Linked DNA regions of Homo sapiens: regions 1 and 2 are each linked to region 3. Evidence: chromatin loops called from intact Hi-C (ENCODE). Cell type or tissue: endothelial cell of umbilical vein. All regions are shown on one strand. Each heading gives the region's core, and the rest is flanking DNA. Links, peaks and the distances in the headings are about the cores only.

What was found. Peaks named below come from ENCODE experiments on the same cell type or tissue, not always from the same donor. Only the 100,000 strongest peaks of a DNase experiment are listed, where the experiment ranks them.
Region 1: a loop joins it to region 3, with 2.4 times the contacts of the local background. A loop is called at or near these places in 7 of 110 quality-filtered maps.
Region 2: it touches region 3 in a loop (7-fold over the local background); 2 of 110 quality-filtered maps call a loop at or near these places.

What each region holds. Positions count from the first base shown.
Region 1 is chr10:31,077,250-31,087,716 of GRCh38, forward strand. The region is part of intron 1 of LOC105376481 (a long non-coding RNA gene); the gene reads left to right. Among named protein-coding and RNA genes, the nearest start is that of ZNF438, 51 kb to the left of the region's middle. In endothelial cell of umbilical vein, for the core only: a CTCF peak has its summit at 6,614 (motif pointing right); no DNase peak of the experiment used is centred there.
Region 2 is chr10:31,046,402-31,056,868 of GRCh38, forward strand. All of the region lies in intron 1 of LOC105376481 (a long non-coding RNA gene), which reads left to right. Among named protein-coding and RNA genes, the nearest start is that of ZNF438, 20 kb to the left of the region's middle. In endothelial cell of umbilical vein, for the core only: no CTCF peak of the experiment used is centred there; a DNase peak (open chromatin) is centred at 5,450; H3K27ac peaks cover 2,759 bases.
Region 3 is chr10:31,130,648-31,141,114 of GRCh38, forward strand. The region is part of intron 2 of LOC105376481 (a long non-coding RNA gene); the gene reads left to right. LOC105376482 (a long non-coding RNA gene) reads right to left here and starts at 3,557. Exons shown (of 4, transcript XR_001747412.2): 1 at 3,473-3,557; 2 at 2,518-2,718. It overlaps LOC105376483 (a long non-coding RNA gene), which reads left to right and starts at 3,253. Exons shown (of 3, transcript XR_930798.3): 1 at 3,253-4,154; 2 at 5,866-6,041; 3 at 6,147-10,467. RefSeq lists silencers at 3,217-3,576, 3,637-3,686. In endothelial cell of umbilical vein, for the core only: no CTCF peak of the experiment used is centred there; DNase peaks (open chromatin) are centred at 3,334, 4,184 and 6,504; H3K4me3 peaks cover 346 bases; H3K27ac peaks cover 1,618 bases.

The sequences.
Region 1 (10,467 bases), core at 3,671-8,670, 52 kb before region 3:
AACCTATCGAGCATGCATGTCCACTTTCCTGACTTGTTAAACACAGTCCAAATAACAAAATGGAAACTGTGGGAGAAACTCAAGTCCTCACTTTAACAATCATTTGGATAGAGAAGACTGCATCTAAACAATACTAACCCAAGACAGCCACTAGAAGTTGCTCTAAAAAAGAGAGAGAGAGAACTCAGGTTCTCAGAGTATTTTGTTGATAGTGACCTCTTTATGAAAATAGGTTAAAAAAATCCAGTGATTGAAGGTTCTAGTAATAGGTAATTATCTAGGTAATAGGTAATTATCTGGTAATGATCTATCCAGGGATAGATAATTCTAGGTTTTTCTACCTAGTTGCCCAAATATGAATAAGAGGTTAGAACCCTGAAACTATTGAACATTTGATATAAATTATACTCTTCCTTAGCTTGCAAGTGCTAAGCCTGGATTCCTTGTATTTCTGAAGTGTTCCTTAACACTTTATTCTACTAGCATTTGAAAATAGTCAATGACCATGTTGAATAAGGCAGCACCACTTGTCCAGTAAATTCACCCCCAGCTTGAAGAATCCTATAAAGCAAGCAAATATGTAAAAATAATTATACTTACAGGATGTTTGAATGAAATCCTTCTTTAGAGAGGTAGCATCATGGATATGTGGAGAACATGGAATTTGGAGCTAGATTACCTAGGTTCAAATTCCAGCTCCAATATTTGTAAGTTGTGACCTTGGGCAAGTATTTAACCTGTGAGCTTCACTTTCCTCATCTGTAAAAAAGAACAGTATTCAGAAAATATTGCATATCCTGGCATGTGGACAGGGTGTCTGGAATGTCATTACAAGGAATGGCTGGAACACCACGTGAGCTGATGGGAAGTCATTAACATCATCTTTATGTTGCCCATTTCTAATCAACCAATTACAGCGAATTTCTCTCTGAATATTGGATTGACTGATGCATATGCAAAGGTCTACTTTGTGTTACTGTTCTTTAATTATATATAAGTGAGGTCTAATTTTCACTGTGTGCATGCCTAGAGAGGTCAATTCTTATGTACACATGCCCTTTCTAGCTATATGATCCATATTTATGTTCTCATTAATGACCAAATTCTCAAGTCTTAGTTTTTTTTCAAGTGGCTTAAAATTCAGTTCTTACAGGATAAAAGATGATGTGGGTCTGGGGTTCATTCCTGGAGGCAGAGTAAACCTGAAGCACCCTCTGGCATGGGAACTGGTACCGGGGAGAGGCTGGACCCCATTTTGGAGCAACCATGAAGCAATGTGATCAAGGGGCAGTCCAAAGTGGAGCTAAGGAAGGAAGCTAGAGCTCAGCTCAATGGAAACAGTATAAGTCCACAGGTCAGAGGGTCAGGAAACAGGTCTAGGGCCATGGCCTTGGACAATCAGGAACAGGTGAGGAAGGGAAATGACCAGCAAGATATGGACTGAGGCAAATATTTTGGCGTGCAGGCTGGGAGCACTGAGAACATGCTGGGGCTTTTCCAACAGGTGCCAACATTGTAGAGTGGGAATACCCCCTCTAGCTTGGAGGTTTCTGCAAACGATCTCGCTTAAGGTCTTCTAAGGTGCGGTATTTATACCATTTAATTATCTGAGTTAGTAAGGGGTTTCTATTTCTTCAGAAACTTCACGCAGACATCTTGAAGTTTGAGATTGAATTGAGCAGGCCTGAAACTTAAACCATAACACCTTCCCTTCTCTAGGCCTCCATACCTCAGTGGAGGATGCTTCTGGGGATAAAACGCCTTCAAAATGAGTTATCCTCATAAGTCACATGGGTGACATTGTTAAGCATCACATAATGCAGTGACCAAAGTTTGCTACAGATCCCAAGGGTTTGGCTGTACAAAGTGAAGTTGGACAGGTTGGCCTCATGCCAAACTGGGGTCTTCATCGTGTCCTTAACCCTTTCCCCTCCTGTGGTCAGTGTCGTCCTGCTTTCCAACCCGCCCACCATTGCAACAGCTATGCCCATTGAGCTTTAGTACATGCTAACTTCACAGTATGTACTAACTCCTTTACATATAATAGGTGATTCAATCCTTGCAACAATCCTAAGCGTAGTATTATTATTACCTCATTTTATGGATGAAGAAAATTAGGCTCATAAAGATTAAGTAACTTACACAAGGTCACTTAACTGCCTGGGAAGTAAATCCAATTCTGTAGGACAACAAAGCCAAGACTTTTCACCGCCCTGCTCAAATTCTAATAAGAATGAATTACAGATACAGGTGAATCCATTATATTCAGTGAATGTAAGTTTTAGGCAAGATGTTGTCCATTCGCAGGATTTACATTTTAAGATTTCATCTTCAATTGTGGAACAAAAGTTGGGGTCCCAAATGAAAAGGATAGGAGGCAGCAGGCAGGAGAGGGCTGGGTGACAGTGGAATTATAGATTCTTCTTTTAGAATGATGAGTGGATGCTCTGAAAAGATTGCTAGGCTCTGCCCTACCTCCTCCAGAGAGATCCAGAAGGAAGATCAGCCCAGGGCTGCCTGGGTGCCCCTGTCAAACCTATTTTCAGGCAGGGCACAACGGCTCACGCCTGTAATCCCAGCACTTCGGGAAGTCGAGGCGGGCAGATGGCTTGAGGTCAGCAGTTTGAGACCAGCCTGACCAATATGGCAAAACCCCATCTTTACTAAAAATACAAAAATTAGTGAGGCATGATGATGCATGCTTGTAGTCCCAACTACTCAGGAGGCTGAGGCAGAAGAATTGCTTGAACATGGGAGGTAGAGGTTGAAGTGAACTGAGATCGAACCACTGTACTCGGCCTGGGTGACAGAAACAAACAAACAAAAACCTATTTTCAGAACCTGCACATATTTGGCCAACTTTCTTAGCAACTTTCCCTGTGGCCCAGACCCCCACTGTGACCTAACACAGCTGAGTACCTGGAGCTTTTCCTCCTGCTCTCCAGCCTCGGTCCTCACATCTTAGCCTTTCCCCTTCCTCCCGTCTCTTTTCCTTATCTGGCACATATGACGCTACTTCTAATAACAGTAGCAAACAGAGGATATTTACACCCTACATATGTTAACTCATTCAATTCTATTTTCTTAGCATTTAGAAATTTTAAAAATGCCATAATCCTCCCTTTGTTCTCATCCCAAAGTGCATTCTTAGGTTCCTTGTATCACCTTGGCCTCTGACAACATTTGTGACAACACAAGTGCATCGCCAGAATGTATCTTCTTTGCAAGCATCTTCTTTGCAAGCATAGGTAGTGTTTTCTCCTGAATTCTTCTGTTGCCTCTACTCTGCTCCTCCTTCACCTCCCCACCTCTCCACCACTCACCTTCTCCTAAGAGCTCTACTCTGTAGCATTTGCTGCATGTTCCAGACCATTCCAGGAGCTTGCCTGTGAAGTCATTAATTCTTTCTTTCTTCTTCTTCTTTTTTGTTTTTTTAAAGAGACAGGGTCTTGCTCTATCACCCAGGCTGAAGTTCAGCAGTGCAACCATGGCTCACTGTAACCTTGAACTCCTAGGCTGAAGCCTCCCAATTAGCTAGGACTACAGGTGTGCACCACCATGCCTGCCAAATTTTTTAATTTTTTGTAAAGATGGGGTCTTGCTATGTTGCCCAGGCTGGTCTCAAACTCCTGGCCTCAAGCGATTCTCCTGCCTTGGCCTCCTGAGTAGTTGGGATTATAACTGTGACCACTACACTGGACCTTAATTCTATTTTCTCCCACCCTCCTTCTTTCTTTTCCACCACATATTTGCAGAATCGTGATTGTCCCTCAAAAGTGGCTCCAAATGTTTCTCTATTTATTTAAGGAGTAAGGTCATCAGCCCTGAAATCCAATTCTGGCCATAGACACATCTCTCCAGGCTGTGTTGGTAACTAACCTGTCACTTGGGAAGAGCCATAAATGATAACAGTTGCACCTCATGCCCTCGCACTCCCTCACTGAGAGAAGTCTATGGGCCACATGGAGGCTGCAGGCAGAGGCTGCTCCTGAGCTTCTCCCCTTCTCTCCCATTCCTTTCGAGAGAAAAAGAAAAGCCCTCAGCAGAGCTCCCCGAACCTCCCTGGGCCAAAGGATGAAACAAAGAATATATCTTTACAACACACCATAAGTCACCATGAAACTCAGGCCATCATTTTCATGGTTTTGATAAATATGAGCTGTGCTGAAATTAGAGATCATAAATTTGGGAGCCAAGAGGAGTTGACTTAGATTTAATAGAACAAACTGCTACATGAAATCTGTCTTATTAAAGTTAATTAAAGGAAGTGGAAATGGTCATCTATTAACAGAATCTAGCCCTCCAAGGAATATCGTTTGTGAATACAAATCCCTTCATATATACATGTGGGTATGATGTGTGTAGATATATAGTGGGTCTATATTTATATATATTTCATGATTTAAATAATGAGACTCAAATGTATTTTTTCTCATCTGTTAAATTACAAATGTCTAAAATAAAAAACGTTATAAAGGTCTAGAATCAAATAATATTTCATTGTATGGTAATATAGATTAACTATCATAAAGAATAAAATTTTATAAATTTTTCCTAGTACCCACACGCCCACATATGCACACAGAGTAGGCCTGTTTTCCCATGTTATGTTTGCCACCCTTTCCTGGACAATTAATGCAGGACATATTTTAAAATGTCACTATCCAAAGACATTAAGGAATCCCTTACAGACTTCTGTCTTCCAGATCACTAATATCTTAAGAAAGCAAATGTAACAAGGTTATTTTTTAAATATTAAAAAAAATTTTAAAAATTTTAAAAATTAAAAATAAAAATATTTAAAAAAAATTAAAAATAATATTAAAAATATTAAAAATAAAAATAAGAAATTAATAATAAAAAAAATTAAAAAATAAAAAATATTTTAAAAAGAAAATAAAAAATTTTAAATAAAAAATAATAAAATAAAATATTTTTTAAATATTAAAAATAAAAAAAAATTAAAAAAATAATAATAATACATTCAAAAGCAGAGATAGTTACCTGTGCTGTCTTAAATCATTTTGGGAAAAGTGAGCCTGCTTTTGAATATAGCTCATCATGAGTTTTATATTTAAATTAACCTCCTTATTTTTTATCTTCAAACTCACCAACTGATGGATCCCAGCTTGCAGTAGTTAATCCTACGGATTTAGGAGAATTCAGGCCATCATTCCAAGACCTGGACTCCTTTGCATAGTTTCTGCTCTTATTGAGGGCTGAGCCCCTGTGGTGCATGAGCTGAAGGAACAATTAAAGATGAAGAGAAAAAGGAAAAAGAAGTTTCTTCAACTGAGTTGCCTAAATCAAAAAGCTGGTGCATGCCAAAAAATTTGCAAATCAAATCACTACACACTAGTCTAGAATGTTAGCAAAAGTGTTGACATAGGGCTTAAATTGCTGTAAGCTATATAGAGAAAGTGTCTGTCTGTTTATCTATTTGTTTACAAAATCAAAGTGGAAGGCTTTGGGGATTAAAGGCAATGTCTGGAATCATACAAGAGTACAGCATTGTCTGTAGATGTGGTGGGATTTAAGTTACTTTCTTTCTTTTTTTTTTTTTTAGACTAATTTTGCTCTGTCGCCCAGGCTGGAGTGCAGTGGCATGATCTCGGCTCGCTGCAAACTCCGCCTCCCGGGTTCAAGCTATTCTCCTGCCTCAGCCTCCTGAGTAGCTGGTATTACAGGCACATGCCACCATGCCTGGCTAATTTTTGTATTTTTAGTAGAGACGGAGTTTCACCATGTTGGTCAGGCTTGTCTCGAACTCCTGACCTCGTGATCCACCCGCCTCAGCTTCCCAAGTGCTGGGATTACAGGCGTGAGCCACCGCGCCCAGCCCAGGGTTTAACTTTCTTAACATCGTCCTCTGTTCTCCCATGCTGGTGGTGATACCAGAAATGGAAACAACAGGTTTGAAAGGCAATTTGGCATTCTCAAGTAAAAGTCATAACACTTTTCATGCCCTTTGACTGAGAGATTAGTCTTCTGAAAACTTACCCTGAAAGAGTGAGAAAAAAAAAACAACACAAGTGCCCAACGATTTCCATTGATTTTTATTTTCAAAAGCAAAGTCTTGGCCATATACTAGAGAATCTAACAATAAGGAAATGGTTTAAAAACTGAAGTACACTGTGCAAAATATGGCACGGTCATGAAAAATGTGAGCTGTGGATCAGGCATAGTGGCTCACACCTGTAATCCCAACACTTTGGGAGGCTGAGGCAGGATGATCACTTGAGGCCAGGAATTTGAGACCAGCCTGGGCTACATCATAAGACCCCCACCTCTACAAAAAAAAAAAAAAAAAAATTAGCCAGGCGTTGAGGCATGCACCTGTAGTCCCAGCAACTTTGGGGGCTGAGGCAGGAGGATGGCTTGAGCACAGGAGTTTGAGGCTGCAGCGAGCTATGATCGTGCCACTGTACTCCAGCCTGGGCAAAAGAGCAAGACCCCTGTCCTCCCTTTCCCCAGCCCCTCAAAACGTAGGGCTTGTAGTAACACGAAAACAAAGCTCAAGCTATAGGCTGGTTATTCAGCTGTGGTCTCCATCTTGGAACCCACGTTGCTCTGGGGTGCCCAACCTGGAACTTTGCCTATCAAATTTCTACTTTGCCTGCTGGCTCCGTGTTTGATTCCACCAACAGAGGGCACTAGAGGAAGATTGAAGGCAGGAATGCAGAAAAGGGACATGCCCCTTTCTGTCTGCTTCCTGTCTTGGCAGAGATACCCACGTGGCCCTTCCCTCTGGACAAGCAGCTGGTCTCACCAGCACTGGCTCCAGCCTCCAACTTTGTAGCCACATCTAGAACCAGCCTCACCGCCCCTCCTCTTGGAAGTGTCAACTTGAGCCCTGGTGGCATCCCCTCCCCAGAAGCGCAGGCCCCAGTTCTGCAACACCCCTCCCCTGCACACTTCTGGGTTCCGATTACCCCAACTTCTTTCCTTTCTTCCTCCAGCCCCAGGGGTGAGAGTTGCTTCCTAGGGTTACTATGCCTGTTTTATTTCAGGGTTCCTTTTCCATAAAATCAAATTCTCTCTGCTGAATAATTAGTGTTAAAATAAATAAATATTAGTTTCTATTTTTCTATAAATAATTAGTTTATATTTTCTTGACTGATTAAACAAAATCAAGGAATAAAAATGTATGTATAGTGAACACAACCACATGAAGCTATGTAAACAGTTCTCTGGGAAAAAGCATTGGAAGGAAATTTACCAAAATCTGAATCATGGTTGCGTTCAACCTGGTGTTAGGCTTATGAGTGAATTTTCTTCTCCCTTCACCCCTATTTTGTGAATTTTTGGGGGAAATATGGTTACATTACTTTCATAGTAAAAATATAAAATTATACATTTTTTAATGAGAAGATTTGATTCCAAGTATGAATAAAAGCGTATTTAGCCTGAAGAGAGTCTGGCCTGTAAAAATCAGACAAACTATAATCTGGGTAATGAAAAGTGACTGCAAATGTGATCACAATTCCACTGGGGATAACTTTTGAAAAAGAGGAGCAGTAAAGACCAGAGTGAAGCAAGTGATGTCATAGCTCTCCAAGAACCAAAAAGGGTATGGTTCAAAACTAACAAAATGAGACGGTTGATGGGATCTTCCAGCAAATTCTACAAGCCTATTCCATAGATAACCCATGGACACTGGAAGAAAGCCTGGATTCACAGAGACCAGTTTATGCTAAATTCACCTTATTCCCTTTTATTGCTGGGTTATTATGAATTGATCATGTACTTGCTTATTTATTTATTCATTCATACAATAAACATTATTACATAACTACTCTATTCCAGGAACCGCCTTGGTGATAGAAATAGAAAGGTGAACTTCTAGTAGGAGAGACAGGTAGATGACATTTAGATGCTATCAACATGTGTCCTGGAAAACAAATCATTCTAATTTAAACTTTTTATTTTACCCAGTAATATGCAAAATGGACATCTAAACCTCATCCCTGTGCCTCACCCATCACTACCCCCACTCCAGTCCTGGTGGTGAGTGGATTACGGGCACCAGAGAGAGTTTCAGATGAGGCAGGGATTGACATGGGTGGGAGTGAGGGGTGGTTCAGGGGTGCAGTGGGGTGGGGTTAGGCACCATCTGGCAGCCAAAACACATAAAACCAAGTGGCATATGTTTTTTCACACTTGCTCATCTCAGCAGGGGCCATCAATCACTCTAAATAAGATGTCTGCTCATTCTCTTGATTTCATATGAATCTCAACTGGTCCACAATCAGATTCTCTGAATTTTTCTTTAATGTTGCAGTGGTCAAATGCATTTACTTTCTAGTAATAAAGAGATTCAGCTGTTTAGTCATGGAACCCATTCTATTTTTAATGTGGACATTCTTGTTTTTTTGGTATTCTTTCTTACTTGGTTTATCTTATTGATTAGATATATATAGGAAATTGGTGTGGGTGAATATTTGTCTATAATATGATCTTCCATTCTCAGCCCTAGACTAAAATAAATGTCTAACTGTTCTTTTAGTATTCTCTGTTGTAGAGCTCCATCTTAGCTAATGTTCTAAAGCTTTATTAAAATGATGGTTGGAGGGACAAGTCTCAAATCTCTTAGAGATTAACCCAGGTATAGCTTTTAATATGTCTTTATCCCTTTTTCCTCCAGTGATAAAGAGACTATACCTATAAAAATTACAAGCCACTTAGAAATGAATAAAATGGAAAAAGAGTTTTCCACAATCAACGGTGGAGGGTGTTGAAGATGGAAGAAGGGAGAGGGTTCAGGTTGATACTGGGTGACATAATAGAGATTTTACTTTTTGACATGGCTAAGTCAGTAGGGCTGCAAAAAATGCTCTGCTTCCGGGTGGACAAGACCCCTACACGAATCTTTGTAATAAAGTGTGGTAAGGACTCTAATGAGGGAATAAGAGGGAAGCTGTGAGCAGCAGGACAGGGTTGGGGAGGAGTGGTGGGTGGGACGTGAGGCTGAAGGCTGGGGCTAGACCACAGGTCCATAGTACCACGCTTACCATTAAACAACAAACAATTTATGCAGATCCCACCATATTTCAAAGCATATAAAGTGGCCTATTAAAATATATATAATACAAGAAGATCAAGTATAAAAAAGTATGTCGTGAACTTGGGGCAAAATAATTAAGGATAGGAAAATAGGATTAACCCACGAGTAAGGCTGGTCTAAAATCAATATTTGAGCCAGGCAAGGGGGCTCGTGCCTGTAATCCCAATGTTTGGGAGGCCGAGGTGGGAGGATTGCCGGAGGCCAGGAGTCTGAAACCAGCCTGGCAACATAGTGAGACCCTGTCTCTATTAAAAACATTTTTTTAAATAAAGATTAGCTGGGTGTGGTGGTGGGTACCTGTAGGTCCAGTTACTTGCGAGGCTGAGGGGGAGGATCACTTGAGCACAAAAGTTCAAGTTTACAGTGAGCTATGATTGCGCCACTGCACTCCAACTTGGGCGACAGAGGGAGACCCTGTCTCTAAAGATAAAATAAAATAAAATCAATTTTGTTGAAATATGCAGAAATATTTGTAGGAGTTCCTAGGCATTTGCTGAAAATGGACTACAAGTTAGGTTCCAAGCTTTCAGGTGCATACGCAAAACAGATACAAGAAAAAGAAAAAAAGAAAGCAAACTCTGATCACATTGTCAATTACATAAATTTACAACCCAGTCACCCAGATAAAGCATAACTCTTCCTGGTACTGAGATTAGAAAGAATATTTTCCTCTTGGGTCTTCATGAAGAAGGCACTGGGTGATACAGTGATAAGTACATCAATGGCCTTTTTAAACGACAAAAGGCAATGCATTCTTTGGAGATATTTCTTATATCAGTATTCGAAGGAAGCTGAAGTCAAAATACTATCATCCAATTCATTAAAAGAAACTCTGTGACAGTAAAAATCCTGTGGTATGAGCATATAACTTATCTCAGAGAGAATATTAGAGTAGTAGTTCCTCTTTTGAGTTGTGGGCCACTTTGGAAAACTTTCCATTCACTCATTTGTTAAAAACAAATGTGTGCAGAGATTTCACTCTATTCCAGGCTATGGCAGCCTTGCAAATGGGCTGCTCAGGTATCCTGCTGTGGGGAGCCCCTGTCCCCTCCATTCGGGGTCCACTGCCATACTGGCACCAAGGCCACCATCCCTGGAGCTGCTCCCAGTCCCTGCCAATGATGGAGCACAGTAGATCCAGGTGACAGTGCTGACCCAATACTGCAGGATGCAAGAGTCCTTAAATGGGCAACTTTGGCTGGAGGACATCCCATGGGCTTATAGGAAACTGCCTTAGAACTGCGGTTTGACAGTCTTCCCACCCGATCTCCCTTCTTTCCCTGTCCCCCTTCATAGGGTTCAACCTGAACTGTGGTGGGAAGGCTCTCCCTGCCTCCTCCTGCTACCTCCTGTGGTTCTTCACAGTGTTTCTCCCAGTAAATCTCTTTTGCATCTGATCTCAT
Region 2 (10,467 bases), core at 2,911-7,910, 83 kb before region 3:
CTGTAAATATGTAGATTTATTTCTGGGTTGTCTATTCTGTTCCATTTGTCTGTGTGTCTGTTTTATGTGAGTACTATGCAGTTTTGGTTACTATAGCCTTGAAATATGTTTTGGGCTAGGCACAGTGGCTCATGCCTGTAATCCCAGCACTTTGGGAGGCCGAGATGGGTGGATCACTTGAGGTCAGGAGTTCGAGACCAGCCTGACCAACATGGTGAAACCTTGTTTCTACTAGGAAAATACAAAATTAGCTGGGCATGGGGATGCGTACCTATAATCCCAGCTACTTGGGAGGCTGAGGCAGGAGAATCGCTTGAACCTGGGAGGTAGAGGTTGCAGTAAGCTGAGATTGTGCCATTGCACTCCAGCCTGAGCAACAAGTGCAAATCTCTGGCTAAAAAAAAAAAAAAAAGAAAGAAAGAAATTTTGAAGTCAGGTAGCATAATGCCTCCAGCTTTGTTCTTTTTGCTCAGTATTGCTTTGGCTATTTATGTTCTTTTTTGGTTCCAAACAAATTTTAGGATTTTTTTTCTAATTCTGTGAAAAATTAGATTGGACTTTTGATAAAGATTGCGTTGAATCTATAGATTGCTTTTGATAGTATGGTCATTTTAACCATATTGATTCTTCTGACCAATGAGCTCAGGATGGCGTTTCATTCATTTGCGTCCTCTTCAGTTTCTTTCATCAGTGTTTCGTAGTTTCCATTGTAAAGTTCTTTCACCTCTTTAGTTAAATTGATTTCTAGGTATTTTATTATTTTTGTAGCTATTGTAAATGGAATCCTTCTTAATTCTTTTTCATATAATTTGTTATTAGTGTGTAGAAATGCTATTGATTTTTGGATGTTGATTTTGTGTGCTTCAACTTTACTGAATTTGTTTATCAGATAGATCTAAGACTTTTTTGGTAGAGTATTTAGGTTTTTCTAAATATAAGATTATGTCATCTGCAAAGAGGGAAAATTTGACTTCTTCTTTTCTGGTTTGGATGCCTTTTTATCTTTTTTTTTTTTTCTTACTTGATTGCTCTGGTGAGACTTCTCATGCTGTGTTTAATAGGAGTGGTTAAAGTGGGTGTCCTTGTGTTGTTCCAGTTCTCAGAGGAAAGGCTTTCAGCTTTTTCGCATTCAGTATGCTGTTAGCTAAGGGTTTGTCATATATGGCCTTCATTAAATTGAGGTATGTTTCTTTTATGCCTAATTTGTTGAGAGTTTTTATCATGAAGGGATGTTGAATGTTATCAAATGCTTTCTCAAATGCTTTTGCTGCATCTACTGAGGATTGTGTGGTTTTTGTCCTTCATTCTATTGACATGTTGTATCATGTTTACCAATTTGTGTATGTTGAACTATCCTTGCATCCCCGGGATAAATCCCACTTGATCGTGGTGTGTTTTTGATGTACTGTTGGATTCAGTTTGCTAGTATTTTCTTGAGGATTTTTGCGTCTATCTTTATTCGGGACATTGGCCTGCAGTTTTCTTTTATTGTTGTGCCCTTGTCTGGTTTTGGTATCAGAGTAATATTGGCTTCAGATAATGAGTTAGGGAGAATTTCCTCCTCACTCTGTCGCCAGGCTGGAGTGCAGTGGCGCAATCTCGGCTCACTGCAACCTCCGCCTCTTAGGTTGAAGTGATTCTCCTGCCTCAGCCTGGGTCTGAGTAGCTGAGACGACAGGCGCCCGCCACCACGCCCAGCTAATTTTTGTATTTTTAGTGGAGACTGGGTTTCACCATGTTGGCCAGGATGGTCTCGATCTCTTGACCTTGTAATCCATCCACCTCGGCCTTCCAAAGTGCTGGGATTACAGGTATGAGCCATCACGCCTGGCCCTTCAGTTTTTTTGAAATAGTTTTAGGATAATTGAGGTTAGCTCTTCTTTATAAATTTGGTACAATTCAGCAATGCAGCCATTGGTCCTGGACTTTGCTTTGTTGGGAGACTTTTTAATCACTGGTTCAATCTCATTACTTGTTATCAGTCTGCTCAGGTTTTCTATTTCTTCCTCATTCAATTTTGGTAGGTTGTATACATCCAGGAATTTATCCATTTCCTTTAGGTTTTCCAGTTTGTAGCACATGATTGTTCATAATAGTCTCTAATGATCTTTTGTATTTCTTTTTTTTTTTTTTTTTGAGACAGAGTCTTGCTGTGTCCCCCAAGCTGGAGTGCAATGAGGCAATCTCTGCTCACTGCAACCTCCGCTCACTGCAACCTCCGCCTCCCGGCTTCAGGTGATTCTCCTGCCTCAGCCTCCCAAGTAGCTGGGACTACAGGAGCCTGTCACCATGCCTGGCTTTTTTTTTTTTTTTTTTTTTTTTTTTTTTTTGTATTTTTAGTAGAGAGGGGTTTCACTATGTTGGCCAGGCTGGTCTCAAACTCCTGACCTCGTGATCCACCCGTCTCGGCCCCCCAAAGTGCTGGGATTACAGGTATGAGCCACCATGCCTGGCCGATCTTTTGTATTCCTGTGATAACTAGTTGTAATGTCTCTTTTTTTGTTTCTATTTTGTTTATTTGGGTCTTCTCTCTTTTTTCCTTGCAAACATCTTCTTTAATTTTAAAAAGTGTGGATTTTTAAAATTGCCAACTCTAGTATTTTTAAATATAACATAATTGATGTGAATGGTAAAACTTATATTTCTTAATAAACCTAATGAAAAAGAAAACAAAATTCCCCCAAGTTGCCATTTTAATTCCCTAAAATAGATGTTTGTGTCCCTTAGCAACCTGCAAACTATATGTATTTCTTTTTTCCTTGTCATTAAATCGTCATCCAAGAAAACCAATGATAAGAAGGATCTATACAGAGAAGAAAAGTAAAAACTGGGATTAAAAATATAGGATAGTAGGCCTGGCGTGGTCGCTCACGCCTGTAATCCCAGCACTTTGGGAGGACGAGGCAGGCGGAACACTTGAGGTCAGGAGTTCAAGACCAGCCTGGCCAACATGGTGAAACCCCATCTCTTCTAAAAATACACACACCCAAAAATTAGCCGGGCATGGTGGCGCATGCCTGTAGTCCCAGCTACTCGGGAGGCTAAGGCAGGAGAATGGCTTGAACCCAGGAAGTGGAGGTTGCAGTGAGCCAAGATCACACCACTGCACTCCAGCCTGGGTGACAGCAAGACTCCGTCTCAAAAAAAAAAAAAAAAAAAAAGGATAGTAATATAAACTATACCTAATATATAGGTATATATATACACACACACACACACACACGATATATATAGTTCTATACCCTCACTATATAGTTCTATACCCTCACTTACTTCTAAAGTTTAGATGAGTTTCATTAAAATTGCATGGTTTTCAGAACTTTTTGTAGATTTTTGACATCATCAGATGTATGATACACACACACACATTGAAACCACATAGGTGGAGGTACATAAACTGAAATGAACTGATAAAATATATTTTATGTTACTTTTAGGATATATAATAAACTCAAAAATAATGTTTTCTCAAATAATTACAACCCAGGCTTTGTAAAACTACTGTCTTCCAGTAATAATGATACATAGTAATCTTTCTTTATAATAAACATTACAGTTATAAACCTTAGGGTTGTAAGGAAGTTTAAAAACAAATATTTACATTTTTATTTTCAAAATAAGAAGTAAAATAATTCCCATTATTACTGTTTACATTACTGCTTCCAAGCATGCCTGAGGATATGAGAAAAATGTTCTTTGTTATCCTGATCATAAATGGCCAATTATTACCTCCCCAATCACATGAAATTAGAATCTGGAATTAAAACAACTACAAAAAACTACAAAAAACAAATAGAAAAAAAAAACCTTCAGAGTGCCCCATAAGCACTCTATTCCTTCCATTTTGATGGATTTTTCTTTTTAGTATCATTGGGACTGAAAACAATACTTGTCCTATACTGTTATTTCTAATATAAAATTTGGGTTTGCATATGGTTTCTCCCTTGTATTGTAAGATCCTTGGTAGTAGAGGATACATTTTTGCTTTTCTTATTTGTCTCCCAGTATTGTGCTGTGTTCACAGAAGGTCCTTAAAATACAATTTTTAAAACACACTGAAATAAATAAGAACATGTCTTGTCCTTAAACATAATTACAAAGACATATTGATAGCTACTTTGAAGGGAAGGACTCAAGCAAAGCTAAATTGTAAATAGTTGCCAATTCCTTTAGCTAGTGTCTTGAAAGGGCAACATGATAACCTTTGATGTCTAGTACAAGTCTTGAATCTGCAGGAGCAAAACCTTAGAAACCCTCAAGCCCCAAACCATGGAAATCCAATTTTGACTTAAATAAAAAGCATTCTGTTGAAAATGGTTTTATACGTTAAGAATCCTTGATGCATACCTTCTATTAATTTTTCTTTAATCTTTTGGAAAAAGAACTGATTTTGATATAATCTGTGTCATAAAACATAATACAGTAACTCTTAAGTATACAAAAGCAATTATTGCTGTTAACTAAATGGAGAATTTTAAAAATTCTGTGAAGAGACATTTAATGAAACAGGATCTACATTAATTTTAAAGATTTCCGAGTTCTGAAATGAACACATATGCCCAGAAAAACCTAATTGAACACCAAATTTATCTATCGTTAAGTATTTTTATTCCTTACAAATACTTTTAATGTATGAAATTAGAATTTTATGTTACAGAATAAATGCTAATTTTTTTAAAAGTCTTACTTTCATATCTATTACCTGTGTTTATTCATTCAACATGTATTATCAATCACGTGCTCTGTGCAAGATACTATAATATAGACTTTGTAAGAGAAAAATATCAGTAAGGCATTGACTTTTAATAATCTTTAAATTCAACAGAGGAGATCAGATAGGTAGAAAACAAGTAATAATAGTACAAGATAGAAAATTCTAAGTATAGTTCAATTTTAATTATGAATATAAGTTCTAAATAAATATTTAGTAATGCAAATTTGGCAACATTAACATTAATTATAAGTATAAACTGTATTTATAAGTGTATTTATAAACTGTATTTATAAGTGTATTTATAAACTGTATTTATAACTGTATTTATAAACTGTATAAACCTATATAGGTTTATTAAGGGAATATGTATACATACATATGTATACAGTTTTAGGACATATGTAGTAAGTACTACATATGTGTTATACTATTAGTTATGTATTCCAGGAATATAAGGATGAGTCAACATTATGAGATATATTTAGTTTATCATATTAACTATTAAGGGAGGAAAATATATGTATTTATAAATATACACAAGAAACACATTTGATAAACTTCAGCAGTGATTAGCCAAAAACTCAAAACCAGCAACCGTAATGTTAAAAGGCAAATACCTAAAGCAACTATTGTTAGAATCAGGAAATAGGTCGGAATACCTACTGTATTAGTCAAGGGTCAGTCAGGAAGCAGAAGCTACACCAGTTATTTTAGCAGAGAGAATTTAATCTAAAGAATTATTAACTAGGTATTAAATTGTTCATGAGGTAGCTAAAAGAGAACTTGAGATCACAGAAATAGGAACTGCAGAAAACTGCTACTGCTCTGTGATTGGGTGGGATCAAGAAAAGAGGTTGGATTTATTAAAGCTTAGGAGCTTGGAGAAGGGCTGTCTTGGAAATGAAGCTCAGACTTCTGAGTAGAAAGTGCTGATAGTATCTCCGGGGGAGATACGGCATTTAGAAATACTGTCAGTTGGGTTCACTTGTTGCTACAGGAAGGAACTGCTGCTGCCAAGATGAAGAAGCATTGGTGGGATGCCACTCATATGAAAAAGAGGCAAATAGGGAGCCCCCAAAAAAACATGCAGGAAGGAACAAGCCTCTTCCTCCTCCTTCAGCCTGTGAGCTCCGTGAAGCACCTCTATCAGCACAGTTTAATGGGAGCCAACTTGCAAAGCAAAAATAAGGTTTGAAGTTCTAGCCCAGGCATTACCAGCCCAGTAACAAAGGCTGGCTTTGGAAGTAAGACACAATAACTTAATAAATGGCATATTTACTATCATCGTTTTATTCAAAATAGTTTTGGGATTTAGGCTAACCCGGAAGGTTTAAAAAACCCAAAATAAACCATAATAATATAAATGCTTGGGAAAGGGGGCAATTCATTTTATTTGCAAAGACATTATTATACCTAGAAAACCCACAAAACTGTATTAGAACATGTTTTAAAATAAGAGAATTAGGTAAGGTGGCAAGATATAAGATAAATATACAAATATAATGTAATTTGTACTAGCTACAACTTTGTTGTGTATCAAAACAATCATACCACAGTGGCTTACAAGAGCAAACGTTTATTTCTCACTAACTTTACATGAGGGCTGATGGTTGGTGTTGGGAAACTCTCCTCCATATGTTACTCTTTTTCCTACACATCTTGCTGGGTGTGCTAAGCATGCAAGGGCCTAATCATTTCCTACCCAGCCTTTTCTCAGGGTTATGTTTACAACAAGCAACCTCGAGGGAGGAGGTGATTTTTACCTCTGGGACAAAGAGCTGGCTTGCTCACTACTTGCTATGAAATCATGGGAATTTAAGTTCTATATTCCTTTCCTGTAGCGCAACCCAGCATTTGTTCAGGCATCCATCTGGGCCTATTCACATCATCACTGAAAATGAAGACTCAGGGAACCAAAACAGACATGCTGACATTCTGACTACTGCTTTTGCTGTAATCAAGTGTTTTGTCTCTAACCCAAGTGTCTTCATTCAGCATCCATGAAACTGGCAAGTTAACATGTTGGCTTGAAAGTAAGGCGAAATATGAGACCCTTCCCAGTTCTTCACAGTTGGCTGCTACACTGCTTCATGCTGTGTAGGAGGTCAGTAGGAGGTCTGCTTCACAAGCTGTCTCATTCTGGGATCTAGACTGAAGAAGTAGCCCCTACCTGGACATTTCCATGTCATGGAGCAGAAGCTCAAGAGGCCAAAAGAAATCACAGAGCTGATTTAAAGTTTCTGTTTGGATGTACTTGTGTCACATCCACTCACATTCATTGGCCAAAACAAATCCCATGGCCAGCCCAAATTGGGGGAGGAAGCATGCTTCATCTCTGAAGGTATTGTAAATTATACCCAACATGCATGAATGTATAGTCCTCTAACCAAGGAGGGAGTAGTTAATGACAAATAATATAATTTACCATACTCACAAAAAGTAGTTAAATATAAATGGAAAATAAAGCCCTCTTCCCAACAGCCAAGAAAAAAAACTCTAAAAAAATTTAATAAAAAATTACAGTGTCTATATGCAAATCTTTTTTCTTGAAGAATATAAAGTAAACCTTAATAGATGAAAACTTATGCCATGTTACTGGATGGAAATATAGTATGATAAAAAACTTCTCTATTTTAATGCAAATTAAATCAGAATCTTAGTTTATGGTGTTCTTTAAAATGAAAATGAGTTATATATCCATCTATGGACCAGCTAGATCATCTATGAGAAACTGTTAAGTGATAAAGCAAGTTGCAAGAAAATGTGCAATATAATACCATTTTATTTTATAAGATAAAAACATTGCATGTTTGTGTGTATGTTAATGTAAGTATGAATACATTTATAGGTACATGAAGAATAGGGTAGATGGATAACTTGATTTACATCAGAGGGATTAGTTTGTAGAGAGGCTGGGGGAATGATTCTTTTTTCTTTATGTATCTTTATATTGTTTAACAATGGAGTTCAGTCCAACAGTAAATTTAAAAATCACACTTTGGGAGGCTGAGACGGGCTGATCACCTGAGGTCAGGAGTTCAAGACCAGTCTGGCCAACATGATGAAACCCCGTCTCTACAAAAATACAAAAATTAGTCTGGCATGATGGCGGGTGGCTGTAATCCCAGCTACTGGGGAGACTGAGGCGAAAGAACTGTTTGAACCTGGGAGGTGGAGGTTGCAGTAAGCTGAGATCGTGCCATTGCACTCCAGCCTGGGTGACAGAGCGAGACTCCATCTGAATAAACAACAACAACAAAAATCAGAGAATCATAAAAAATATTTTAAACCTAGCCTAAGTCTCTATTAGAAGGTAGCATCTTACTTTATTTTATTTTATTTTATTTTATTTTATTTTATTTTATTTTATTTTATTTTATTTTATTTTTTGAGACAGGGCCTCATTCTGTTACCCAGGCTGGAATGCAGTGGTGCAATCATAGTTCACTGCAGCCTCAAATTCCTGGATGCAAGCAATCCTCTTACCTAAGCCTCCCAAGTAGCTGGGACTACAGGCATGCATCACCATGCCTGGCTGTTTGTTAAAAAAAAAAGTTGTAGAGAGAGAATTTTGCTATGTTGCCCAGGTTGGTCTGGAACTCCTGGCTTCAAGTGATCCTCGCTCTTTGCCTCCCAAATTGTTGGGATTACAAATGTGAGCCAATGTATCCAGACTTAGTTTTTATTTTAGATTCAAGGAGCACATATGCAGGTTTGTTACATGGTATATTGCATGATATTGACGTTTGGGTTTCTAATGGGTGGCATATTTTAGACCTGTAACATATTTGTACTCATAGAATGAACAAATAATGTGCTTATAAGGTTCAGATATGAGAAGAAACCAGGCAGTCATGTAGCAACTGCCATTAGCAGCACTAATTACTCTTCAAAACCAGCTTGGCATTCTTGAAAATACCCCTCATTAATATTTTTCTTCTATAAGGCAGCTGAAGATGGCAGCCCAAACACACAAATCTGATGAGACTTACTTATATATCAAAGTTAGATCCAGGTATATTGCAAGCAACAGGGATTCAACTTCCTCAGTGTGTTTCATGTGAAGAAAACACCAGTCAAAGGAACTATGTAGCCCTCGCTTAGCTTTAATGCATTTAAATCCAATTTACATAAACCTTATTTTTATATGGGTAGGCTTTATTATTATAGAGTGCAATTCTCTGCATATATAATATTAATATGGGAACATATGCAGAAGATGTAATGGCTGTAAAGATTTTGTATAAAGTAGCTGTATTAGTCTGTTGTCACACTGCTATAAAGAACTATCTGAGACTGGGTAATTTATAAAGAAAAGTTTAATTGACTCACAGTTCTGCATGGCTAGGGAGGCCTCAGGAAACTTACAATCATGGCTGAAGGTGAAGGGGAAGCAAGGCACGTCTTACATGGCAGCAGGAGAGACAGAGTGAGGGGGGATGTTTCACACTTTAAAACCATCAGATCTCATGAGAACTAATTCACTATCACAAGAACAGCAAGGCAAGAATCTGCCCCCATGATCCCGAGAGGTAACAGCATGCTGGCAGCCCTCGCAGCCCTCACTCACTCTTGGCGCCTCCTCAGCCTTGGTGCCCACTCTGGCCACACTTAAGGAGCCCTTCAGCCCGCCGCTGCACTGTGGGAGCCCCTTTCTGGTCTGGCCAAGGCTGGAGCTGGCTCCCTCAGCTTGTGGGGAGGAGTGGAGGGAGAGGTGTGGGCGGGAACAGGCAATGCCTGCCTGCTTGGGGGCCAGCTAGAGTTCTGGGTGGGCGTGGGCTTGGCAGCCCCTCACTCGGAGCCGCTGGCCGGCCCCCCCTGCCCCAGGTAGTAAGGGGCTTAGCACCTGGGCCAGCAGCTGCGGAGGGTGCGCCAGGTCCCCCAGCAGTGCCGCCACACAGGCGCTGTGCTTGATTTCTCCCCGGGCCTTAGCTGCCTCCCTGCCGGGCAGGGCTCGGGACCTGCAGCCCGCCATGCCTGAGCCTCCCCGTGCAGCCATGGGCTCCTGGGCGGCCGAGCCTCCCCAACGAGCACCGCCCCCTGCTCCACAGCGCCCAGTCCCATCAACTGCCCAAGGGCTGAGGAGTGTGGGCACAGGGCGGGACTGGCGGGCAGCTCCACCTGCGGCCCTGGTGCAGGATCCACTGGGTGAAGCCAGCTGGGTTCCTGAGTCTAGTGGGGACTTGGAGAACCTTTCTGTCTAGCTAAGGGATTGTGAGTGCACCAATCAGCACTCTGTGCCTAGCTCAAGGTTTGTGAACACACCAATCAGCACCCTGTGTCTAGCTCAGGGTTTGTGAATGCACCAGTCGACACTCTGTACCTAGCTAATCTGGTGGGGACTTGGAGAATCTTTATGTCTAGCTAAGGGATTGTGAATGCACCAATCGGCACTCTGTATCTAGCTCAAGGTTTGTAAATGCACCAGTGGGCACTCTGTATCTAGTTAATCTGGTGGGGACTTGGAGAATCTTTATGTCTAGCTAAGGGATTGTGAATGCACCAATCGGCACTCTGTATCTAGCTCAAGGTTTGTAAATGCACCAATCGGCACTCTGTGTCTAGCTCAGGGTTTGTAAATATACCAATCAACACTCTGTATCTAGCTAATCTAGTGGGGAGGTGGAGAACTTTTGTGCCTAGCTCAGGGATTGTAAACACACCAATCAGCACCCTGTCAAAACAGACCGATCAGCTCTCTGTAAAACAGACCAATCAACTCTCTGTAAAATGGACCAATCAGCAGGATATGG
Region 3 (10,467 bases), core at 2,129-7,128:
AGATTATATCTGAAAACAGATTTACTCCAGACATCTAGTCTAGCACATGCGGCCCAACTTAATGTCCTATAGAGATAATAAAGAGTTGAAAGAATAAAACTGTTCATTTTATACACATAGGTAAGAAACCATATCTCCACTCATTTTCAGAGCATCTTTGACTTTCCAGAAGCAACTTTCTTTTAGGCTGGGTGGTTTAAATACAGTTTGAAAATAATGTGAATTTTCACACTGTGTTCTCATATAAGGCCCCTGAAAATTTTTCTTCTCTGAAAATACAATATTGACTCTTTTATGGCCAAATTAAGCTACAACAAATAAGGTACGATTCTATTTTCCTTTTCACTGTAAACAGTCTCTATTGTTTAAAATAATATGGTCCTCTGGAGGCCAAGGTGGGAGGGTTGCTTGAGGCCAAGAGTTTAAACCCAGCCTGGGCAACATAGCAAGACACCCATCTCTACAAAATGTTAAAAAATTAGCCAAGTATGGTGGTGTACACCTGTAGTCCCAGCTAATAAGGAGGCTGAGGAAGGAGAATCACTTGAGCCCAGGAGTTCAAGGCTGCACTGAGCTATGATTGCACCACTGCACTCCAGCCTGGGCAACAGAGCCAGACCCTGTATCCAAAAAAAAAAAAAAAAAAAGAAATGCTTCTCTGGCTCATAAACCTATTGCTGAGAAATTTGCCACTGGCTATTAAGCCAATCCTTGGAAAACTAATTGTAAACAAAGTGTTTTGGATCTTGCTACACAGCTGCTCAACTCTTCTATTTGAGAATGAAGTGTAATGAAATTACAACTTAAACTTATTGAGAGGAAGAGCTCAGTAATGCTGTTGAAGACTTGGAATCCTTCTAGCTGGAAAAGCAACAAATAGCCAAGGCGCAGAAGGCTTCACTCAAGCTCAAAGGCAGCAAGCAGAGAAAACCTAGTCCCTCGGGCTATCAGCCACTGTGATCCCTCTCCATTAATACACCAGGCTTAATTAGTTAAATTAACCTATTAGAGGTTGGATATTTATTTTTTAATTAACCAATTATTAGCAATTTAAATAAAATTTATATCTACCATGAGAATTCTACGTGCCTATAAGAGCTTTTAACGTCTTAACAAGACTGTAAATTAGAAACTATTATCTCTATGTACAAATAAAGTACCTGGGCACAGAGATGCTAAGGAAGTCCTCCAAAGTCATACAGCTAAGTAGTGCCAGAGCTGGATTTAAACTCAGGTGACACTATAGAGTACCCCCAATGCCTCCTTAATCTACATCTTCAATCCTTTTTTTTTTTTTTGAGGTGGAATCTGGCTCTGTTGCCCAGGCTGGAGTGCAATGGTGTAATCTTGGCTCACTGCAGCCTCTACATCCCAGGTTAAAGTGATTCTCCTTCCTCAGTCTCCCAAGCAGCTGGGACTATAGACTCATGCCACCATGCCTGGCTAATTTTTGTACTTTTAGTAGAGATGGGGTTTCACCATGTTGGCCAGGCTGGTGTTGAACCCCTGACCTCAGCTGATCTATCTGCCTATCTGCCTCGGCCTCCCTCAATGCTCTGTTTGTCAAAAACAACAATTTGTCACATGGCATAACAAAGAAATCAAGGGGAAGGAGTAGACCTTCATTATGGCAAATTAATCTTGTGCAGATCCCTTGATCCCAGCTCCTTCTATCTCTCAGAGCCTAGGAGGAGTTACGGAGAAACGGTGCGGCAAAGTTAACACTGAGCTTCATCGATATCCTCCAGCTGCAAATGTTACTAGATGCTTCTTCAACAAACTACCTGCCTGAGGACAGTGCACATGAACACATCATAGGCTCTGTAAAATCCTCTGGCAAAGAAACCTGTTTGCCCGAGGATCCCTTTTTGAGGAGCATCTACTTGACACTCATTTGGAAGAAGGCAGTTTCAAAATCACCGAGGTGCAGAATATCACAAAATAATAAATTTGAAACCACAGCCCCTTGGTACCAGGCAGTTCCCACTGGTACTCGGAGTGGAGCCGTCACAGCTTGTCCTGGCATCCCAAACAGAAAATGTATGTATGGATTTCTCACTAACTTAAGAGGAGTCTGACTATTCATTGGCTCAACAAGTATTTATGGGGCATGAGGAGTCAGGCACAGTGCTGGCTCACGAAACTTACAGTCCGGTGGGGAGGGTGAATTTTGCCCGGTTGTACATTTGATGAGTATTACAAAAGAGAAGATGAAAGAGCTACAGGATCCTGTAACTGGAGGACCTGATCTGGCCCAGGCACCAGGGAAGTGACATTTCACCTGAGGCCAGAGGAATAAGTGGGAGGGGAATGGGCTGGGGGTGGGCTATGCAGGGAGACCTATGTGGGCAAAGGGCCTTTCTCCTGGTAAGTTTCTACTCACCCAGCCTCCACCTGGACATCCTCCCTCCCTTCCTCCCTCCCCAGGAGCTGGGCTGAGGGCCGCCCTACTGCTATCCATGGCACTTGTCACCCAGAGCCCTGGTGAACTGTTTGCTTGTATGCAGCACCCCTCACCACATGAAGAGCATCTCAAGGGCTAGGAGTCTCGTTTCTTGTATCCCTGGTCCACCGCCTGATCTCCAGCACACATGAGGTATCCATCAAAATGTTAGCGAAAGGAAAGGAGGAAGGGAGGGAGGGAGGAAAAGAGGGAACAAAGTAATTAACGAATCCCTAGCTGCAGGCACAGGTTGATTCTCTGCAATGTCTCCTTTTCTGTCACAGAGAAAAAGAGCACAGTTAGAGTTCACAGGGACCGCGCCCTGCCACACATTAATTTATTCTCCAAACATTTGTGGAAGTTGCTAGAGACACAGATGCAACGTGTTTTCAGGGAGCTTATGATCTAGCAGTGGAAGCGCAACAGAAGTGCAATTCTTTCATCCTTTTGCCCACATAAAGCAGGCAAGGCACGACGAATTTTGATGTCAACTGCCCAGGCAGGACTTTGTCCCAGCCCAGCGACCCTCACGAGGCCAAGGGCAGAGATGATAGTTGTAATATACTCTTCTGTCCATTTCCTTGATATTCTCCTCAAGGGGTGGGGGGCGCCTGAAATCCATCTGCCCCGGGGAGAAGGGCCTCGTGGGCCAGCGCAGCTTGCTCCTCTGCAGACCCAGAAGCATTTGTGCGTCCCGGGCGTGGCAGGCCCGGCGCCCACTCCGCCCTCCCGCCCCTCCCCCGCGCCACGTCACCCGGGTCACGTGAGTGACCAGGCTCCTCACCCCAACCCCCCTCCCTACTCCCGCCAGACTCAGCTGCTCTCCCCGGGAGCTGGGGAGCCGGGGGCGGGCAGCCGCGTCTGTCCTGCCCCTCCTCGCCCCCTCCCCCGCAGCCTGAGGAGGGCGTTAAGCAAGGGGCTTCGGAGAAATTAGAACCAGCGTTCTAAATTAAGGGGAGCAGATGTCCTTGTTTTGCTCGCGAGGCCTGGGTGGCCTGCTGTTCAGACAGAAATCGTTGAGGCGCTGACCTTCCGGGACTGCTGTCAATCTCCGCGTGCAGATGGCCAGCCCGGAGCCTCGCCGCTCCCCTGCATTGGAAATGCGGCAGCCGGGGGTGCCGGCAGCTTGAGAGAAAAGTCTGCGTGGAGGGGGGGTGGGGGGGATGAGGGGAGGCCCGGGGAGACAGAGGGCAGGAGAAAAAGGCCGGCCCCGCTCACAATGGAGCCCCTGTGGCGGCCCCTCCGAGACAATGCGGTCCCCCGGGACCCGCGGTGGGTTGCGCCAGGCCAGTCCGCGCTCCAGCTGCCTCTTCAGAACAAGGCAGTGCAAATGTGCCCACTTGATTCTAAATCCTCTTAGGCGCTGTCCATGTGAACAAGGAAAGGGGTGGCCCTACGATCCTTTACAATCGGAGGCCTGGGGAGGCCTGGGAGCCCTGGAGCTCCGGAAAATGTCTGCACCACGCATGCAAATGGGTCATTTCGCTTGGAGAGAGGCATCTGGCGACATCGGCAGAAAGGCTCTCTGCCCGGTAGACGGTGAACAAAACCCACAAAACCAGCCAGCCAACAGCGTGCACTAAACACCCCTCTCTGGCCCTTCAATGCCACCCGGAGTCCTGAAACATTTTCAGGTTGTTTCCCCTGGAGAGACGTCCCATGAAATGTTCAGAAAAGCCAGCTGAGCTGTGCAAAGTCATTAGTCACCCAGGTATTTACACTGTTTTTCCTATTTCCTTTCTCTTTTGGCCTCTGTGGTCAGTGGTATAAAATTCCTAGGAACTCCCACCTAAACACCAGCTTCCTGTTTATTCTTGCAGTGGCTTTAATGTTTCGCTGTTAAAAGCGGTTGACCAAGACACTGAAACAATCAGTAGAGGTTCGCAGGTGAATGGAAAAAAAAATTTAATTAAAAAATATATCTACTGCTCAGGTCAAAGGTCCAGGTTCATTTTTACTGCTTATGTCAGAATCGCAAAGGGGAAAAGGTAAAATTAAAATGTAACTTAATGCCTAAGATCTTGGTTCAGTTTCATTTGGCCCCTGTGTCTACATGAACCTATAAAATACGATACACTAAAGTATGAATGTTTTCATTTCTAGCAGTGGAAGGCCTTTTTTTTTTCAATGTGGCATGACGTTCTTTTGTTAGAGAAGGTTAAAGTTCAAAAGTTCATATATTAGCACAATCTGTGTGCTCCTGCGTGTGCCTTACACCTCGCTATGCCTGTTCCGCCTTAATTTCCTGCAGCAAAACCTTGCATTTACAGAGCCATCAGAATTGCAGCCTCCCTGGCCTGGAAAAGAACCCTCGAAGTCACCTCATTCAACCCTTTTCCAATACTGAATTCCCTGTATGGCCCCTAGGGAGTGTTAGTGATGGGACCCTTTCTACCTCAGATTTTATAAATTTATTTTTTAGAGACAAGGATCCACTCTCTCGCCCAGGCTGGAGTGCAGTAGTACCATCACAGCTCACTGCAGTCTCTAACTCCTGGGCTCAAGTGGATCCTCCCACCTCAGCCTATGAGTAGCTGGGACTACAGGCATGTGCCACCATACCTGGCTAATTTTTTAAATTTTTTGCAGAGATGGGTTCTTGCTATGTTGCCCAGGCTGTTTGTTTGTTTGTTTGTTTGTTTTTAAGAGGGAGTCTTGCTCTGTCACCCAGGCTGGAGTGCAGTGGTGAGATCTCGGCTCACTGAAAGCACCGCCTCTCAGGTTCCAGCTATTCTCCTGCCTCAGCCTTCCAAGTAGCTGGGACTACAGGTGTGTGCCACCACGCCTGGCTAATTTTTGTGTTTTTAGTAGAGACGGGATTTCACCACCTTGGCCAGGCTGGTCTCGAATTGATCCACCCGCTTAGGCCTCCCCAAGTGCTGAGATTACAGGTGTAAGCCACTGCGCCCAGCCCCAGGCTAGTTTTGAACTCCTGGCTTCCAGTGATTCTCCTGCCTCAGTCTCCCAAAGTGCTGGGATTACAGGTGGGAGCCACCGTGCCTGGGTAACAATCTTATTTTTCATAAATGTCTTCTATCTATAAAACCAAAATATGTCTCCACTTATGGAGTCATGCGGAATAAATCTAATTTCTTTTGCACATGATATTACCCTACAAATGTTTTGGAGATAGCTCTGCTGTCCCCACACAGTCTTCTCCCTGCTAAACATCCTGAGATCCTGCAGCAATTTCTCTCATGGGTGTGAGCCTCTCGCATCACCCTGAGTTATCTAGCGATGCTCTAGTTAGTGTAAATCCTTTAGAAACTAAAGACAGAAATTCAACTCATGCCGAAACTCAGCTTCTTAGGCAGCACGGGGGAACATGGGTTAAAACCAAAAGACAGATCGGTCGGACCATGTTTGAGTTACTCAGACAAAACTACATTTCAGTTTCTCATTTTAGTCCTTTTCTCTTCTAGGTCATTTATGCCACACTCAGTTATGAAGCCTAGGAAAGAAGAAAAAAGACCTACTATGTGCTAGTTCATGTGCTTGCAATGTATCCTCACAGAGACCCTCTGAGTGGGTTCTATGGTTTTTCCCCTTTTATAGGCTCAAAGGTTAATTCATCCATTCAAGGCCACACAGCTAATAGGTAGGAGGGTTCATACGTCTGACCTGCAACTTACTCTTTACATTATACAAAGCTGCTGCTGCAGATGTTTCCAGCTAAAACTTATATCCCAAATTTGTTTTTCAGCGTATCCTGTGGCATACAGTTTTTATTCAAGGCTGGCTTGTATATATCATATTTATACAGCGACAAGAACTTTTGAAATACAAGTTAAGAACTTTAAGGAGAAAAAAACGTTCTTATTGGAAGCAAATGAAACAGAAATTCCAAGTTAAAGCCAAAAGTCATCCTGAACATGCTTTTATTCCAATGGTATTACTTAACAGCAAAGTGTTATATTACCCTTGAATTTCCTGCCTAAGCTAAGGGTAGGCCAGGCCCTTGATGCTGCTTAAATTGTTCCATGTATCCCAACTATATCACAAGCAATGCCATCACACTTGACTTGTGCCTGATCTCCAACTTGTCAGTTAGTCAAGAAGGAGGAAAGAATCTGTTTCCCGTGCACACACTGTAATTTTTTTTTCCAGTGTTGCTAAGCCTGCCAGAACAAAAGTAAAACCACAAAACAAGATTTAGATCAGTGTCTTGATCACCCTGTTGCTATTTTACAGTTTTAGGAGGGTTGGACATCAAACACTTGAAACTGTCATCTACATATTCCTTCTCAGAATAAGGAAGCACTGGCATGTACCCCTGCTAAATTATTCTCTACCCCCAAATGTTGGAAACTTTCTCTCCAGGAAAATGCTCTACAGAAGGCACGTTGAATTAATGGAGTTAGTTCTGAGAAAGGTTCTTACTGTCTAAGATGAACTGTCATATGCTGACTTCCGGCCAGGTGGACTCGACGCCTTAGCAGGAATGTTGCTTAGACATTTAGCTTTTTCTAATTTGTTTGCTATTATAAACAGTGCTTGAGAAACCTAAAGTACACCCCCACCTAAAATTACTATCACGTCGATTTGTTTATCTTCTTTATAATTGCTTATCCCAACTGAATGTTTCATAGCTTGCATGCTTGTTTATGTTCTACTTTCTTTCTCGGGATCATGACTTGGGCATGACACAAGTTACCTCTTCTATCTTGTTTATTACCACGTAGTAAGGACTCAGGAAATATTTTTGAATGAATGAGTATATCTTTCATGCACATGTATTTTACTGTTGTACAATTATCTTCTTAAGATAAATCTTTTGAGTAGTCAAATTCATAGACACAGAAAGTAGGATGGTGGTTGACAGGGGCTAGGGTGGTGGGGGGAGTGAGAAATTAGTGTTTGATTATTTACTTTTATTTTATTACTATTATTACTTTTGAGAGAGGGTCTCACTGTTGTCCAAGCTGGAATACAATGGCGTGATCATGGTTTACTGCAACCTCAAACTCCTGGACTCAAGCAGTCCTCCTGCCTCAGCCTCCCAAGTAGCTGGAACTATAGATGCACATCACCACACCCAGCTAATTTTTTTTAAATTATTTTTTGTAGAGACAGGTCTCACTATGTTGCCCAGGCTGGTCTCAAGGGATCCCCTGCCTTTGCCTCCCAAAGTACTGGGATCACAGGCATGAACCACTGCACCTGGCTGAGAGTTAGTGTTTAATAGGTGCAAAGCTTCAGTTGGGGAAGATTAAAAAAAAGTTCTGGAGATGGACGGTGGTGATGATTGCACAACGTGAATCTACTTCATGCCACTGGGCTGCACACTTACAAATGGTTACAATGTTAGTTGCCTCACAGCCTGAACAAGTAAAATGGAAGCTGTAATTAACCTTAAAAATATATATGTGTCTGAGATATAATTGTATATAAGTATATGTATACAGACATGTAAACTATTTGTTAAAAAAGAAACTAGAACAAAAATATTTTACATTTACCTGGAAAATGGTTAAAATGGTAAATGTTATAGTATGTATATTTTACTACAATAAAAATGAATAAATTTGTTGAATTGCCATTCTTGGGCTAAGGGTAAGTGTGCATATTTTAAGCTGTGGTATATATTTTGAGACTGCCCTTCAGAAGAATGATGCCAATTTACATAAAAAACAACTATAAGGGCATGAGAATACCCATTTCAATGGTAGGTTTTCTCAGTCTCTTTATTCTTTGTATTTGATAGGCAAAGACAAAGACACACACACAGACACATACACACACACTTTACTGTTTTATTATTTTATGTGTGAATATTAATATAGTTGAAACTTAAGATTGAATATTGTTTTATATGTTTGGCATTTCTTCTTTTATAAGCAGGCTACATGTATCTTTTCCCATTTTTATGGGGCTCTTTACTTCCTTTTATTGATTTGTAGGAGCTCTGTGTATAGTAAAGGTATTAATTCGGTCCATCATATCATTTGCAAATAATTTTTCTCCAGTTCTTTATTTCTGCGTAAATGTCATTTGTGATCTTTTGCCATAGGAAATTTAAAATTATATATTGTATCAAGATAATCTTTGGGTAAGAAAATTCCTCGTTCCAAGATTATGAAAGTATTCATCTGTGTTTTCACCGAGTACATTTCTGGCTTTGTTTGATGCATCTGTATGTCGATAATAAGGAATCAGGTAAAGATATAACTGAATTGTTCTTCTTGCAAATCCATTATTTTATCATAATTTGTTATATAATCCATGCTTTCTATCGGTTATTTGAAATGTCATCTTTTCTTTATAATAAGTAACCATATTCTTAGGTCTATTTCACTGATCTGTCTATTCCAGCACCTAGGCCATGCTGTTTTACTTACAGTGAAAGCTATTATACCAATCTATCTAGATGGTATTTGTTGCCATAAATCCTCGATTAGTGAGTCACCTCTGTGTTTGGGAATTAATGGATGATTGGAAAATTTTTAAGTTATATGTAATCATTAATTGGAAAGGCCGAGTGAGATCAAGAATTTTCTGTAAATGGGAATCGGCAAGTGTGTTAGAGGTAGCTCCCTAGAAGGACCAGAATGGTAGAAGGAGAACCATCACTTCTTGGCAGAGCAGGACACCTGGCACAGTGTCAGGCTTTGTACTTAGATCCAACGTATTTCCCCACGCTAGATTCACTTAGCAACCAGTGTGTTGGATGGCAAGCTGGTGGGCTTTGCCCTCTTGATAGTGAATGCTGTCTCTGCCACCTACTAGGTGTGCGATCTTAGGTAAGTCACTTAACCAATCTGCATTCCGAGACTCATGGCAGCTATCCAATATGATTGTTATAAAGATTAAACAATACATTTAAATGCACTCTGAAAGTGATCATATTGAAATATTGATCGTCATTATTTTTACTTCTACTACTGTTGGGGAGGGATGCTTCCCTCCCATGTCTTCATGCTTGTGCCCATTCACCTGCCTCCTGGCCTTGCTGCTTCTCATGAGACAGAGTTCTCCAAGGAAGCGCTGCTATCAGGACAGTCAGACTCAGAGGCCACCTGTTGACCTCCTTTGATGATGGATGGGATTGCTACTTGCAATGTGATGGACACTCCAGGAATCTCCCTTCTGATCCGCCTCTTTCGGGATACTGCTACTGCTGGCTTCCACAGTTAGGTCAGGGTTGTGCTCTACCTAACAAGCCTTCCTTCATCCTCTCTTTTTCCTCTAAAAACATTCTTAATGTGTTAGTACCATGATTTTTATTTTCTTGCAAGGGATGTCTTGGTGGTGGATTAGGAGGTCTGTTTGGCCTTAAGTCTCAACCGCAGGCTCCAACGCAGCTTAACCAGCGAGCATCTGTTGGGGGCAATTGGGAAATAACAATACAGTGGTAATTTGATTGCTATTCCTTCTGTGTTTTTCGACTCACTCCCCTTGTGTGTTATTACACACAATCAAACCTCATGGGAGGAGGACCGATTGACAGGGGATTTGGGCATTCCTAGTTCTCCAGCACAAATACCATCCTGACCGTCAAACCCTCACCTCTCTAACCTCTGACCTCTATCAATGACCAATCCTTAGCATGGATCAATTACTCCCATAAGGAGGATATTCTGCACAGTACCCATAGTAAGAGTTCATAATAACAAACCCATGTTTGTTATTATGATTGCTACTGCTTTTAGTTGCTACTGAGCATACAGAAAGCACAGAAGTGGTGTGCTCTGTGAAAGAGGGTAGCTCAGTGCCCAGGTCTCCATCATTGTAACCTTGGCCTTCTGCCTGACTCCTTGCCCTTCATATGGTCTTCTCTCTGGCCCCTCAGGCCTGGGACTGAATACCTGGCTCTCCCTTGATCATCTGCCGTCTGAATCCAGCCCATTTTTAAACCAGTCCCTGCCTTTCCTTCTTGGGTTTGCCTGTGTGCCTCTGCCTTTTATCTCCATTTCTCAGGCAGCTTGCCCTGGTCAATAAAAGAAAGCTGAATGACTGTTCAAGGCATCCTGGGTCAGAACAGAAAGGTGAGAGCTTCAAGGCCATCAGGGAGTTCTGTGAGGTGC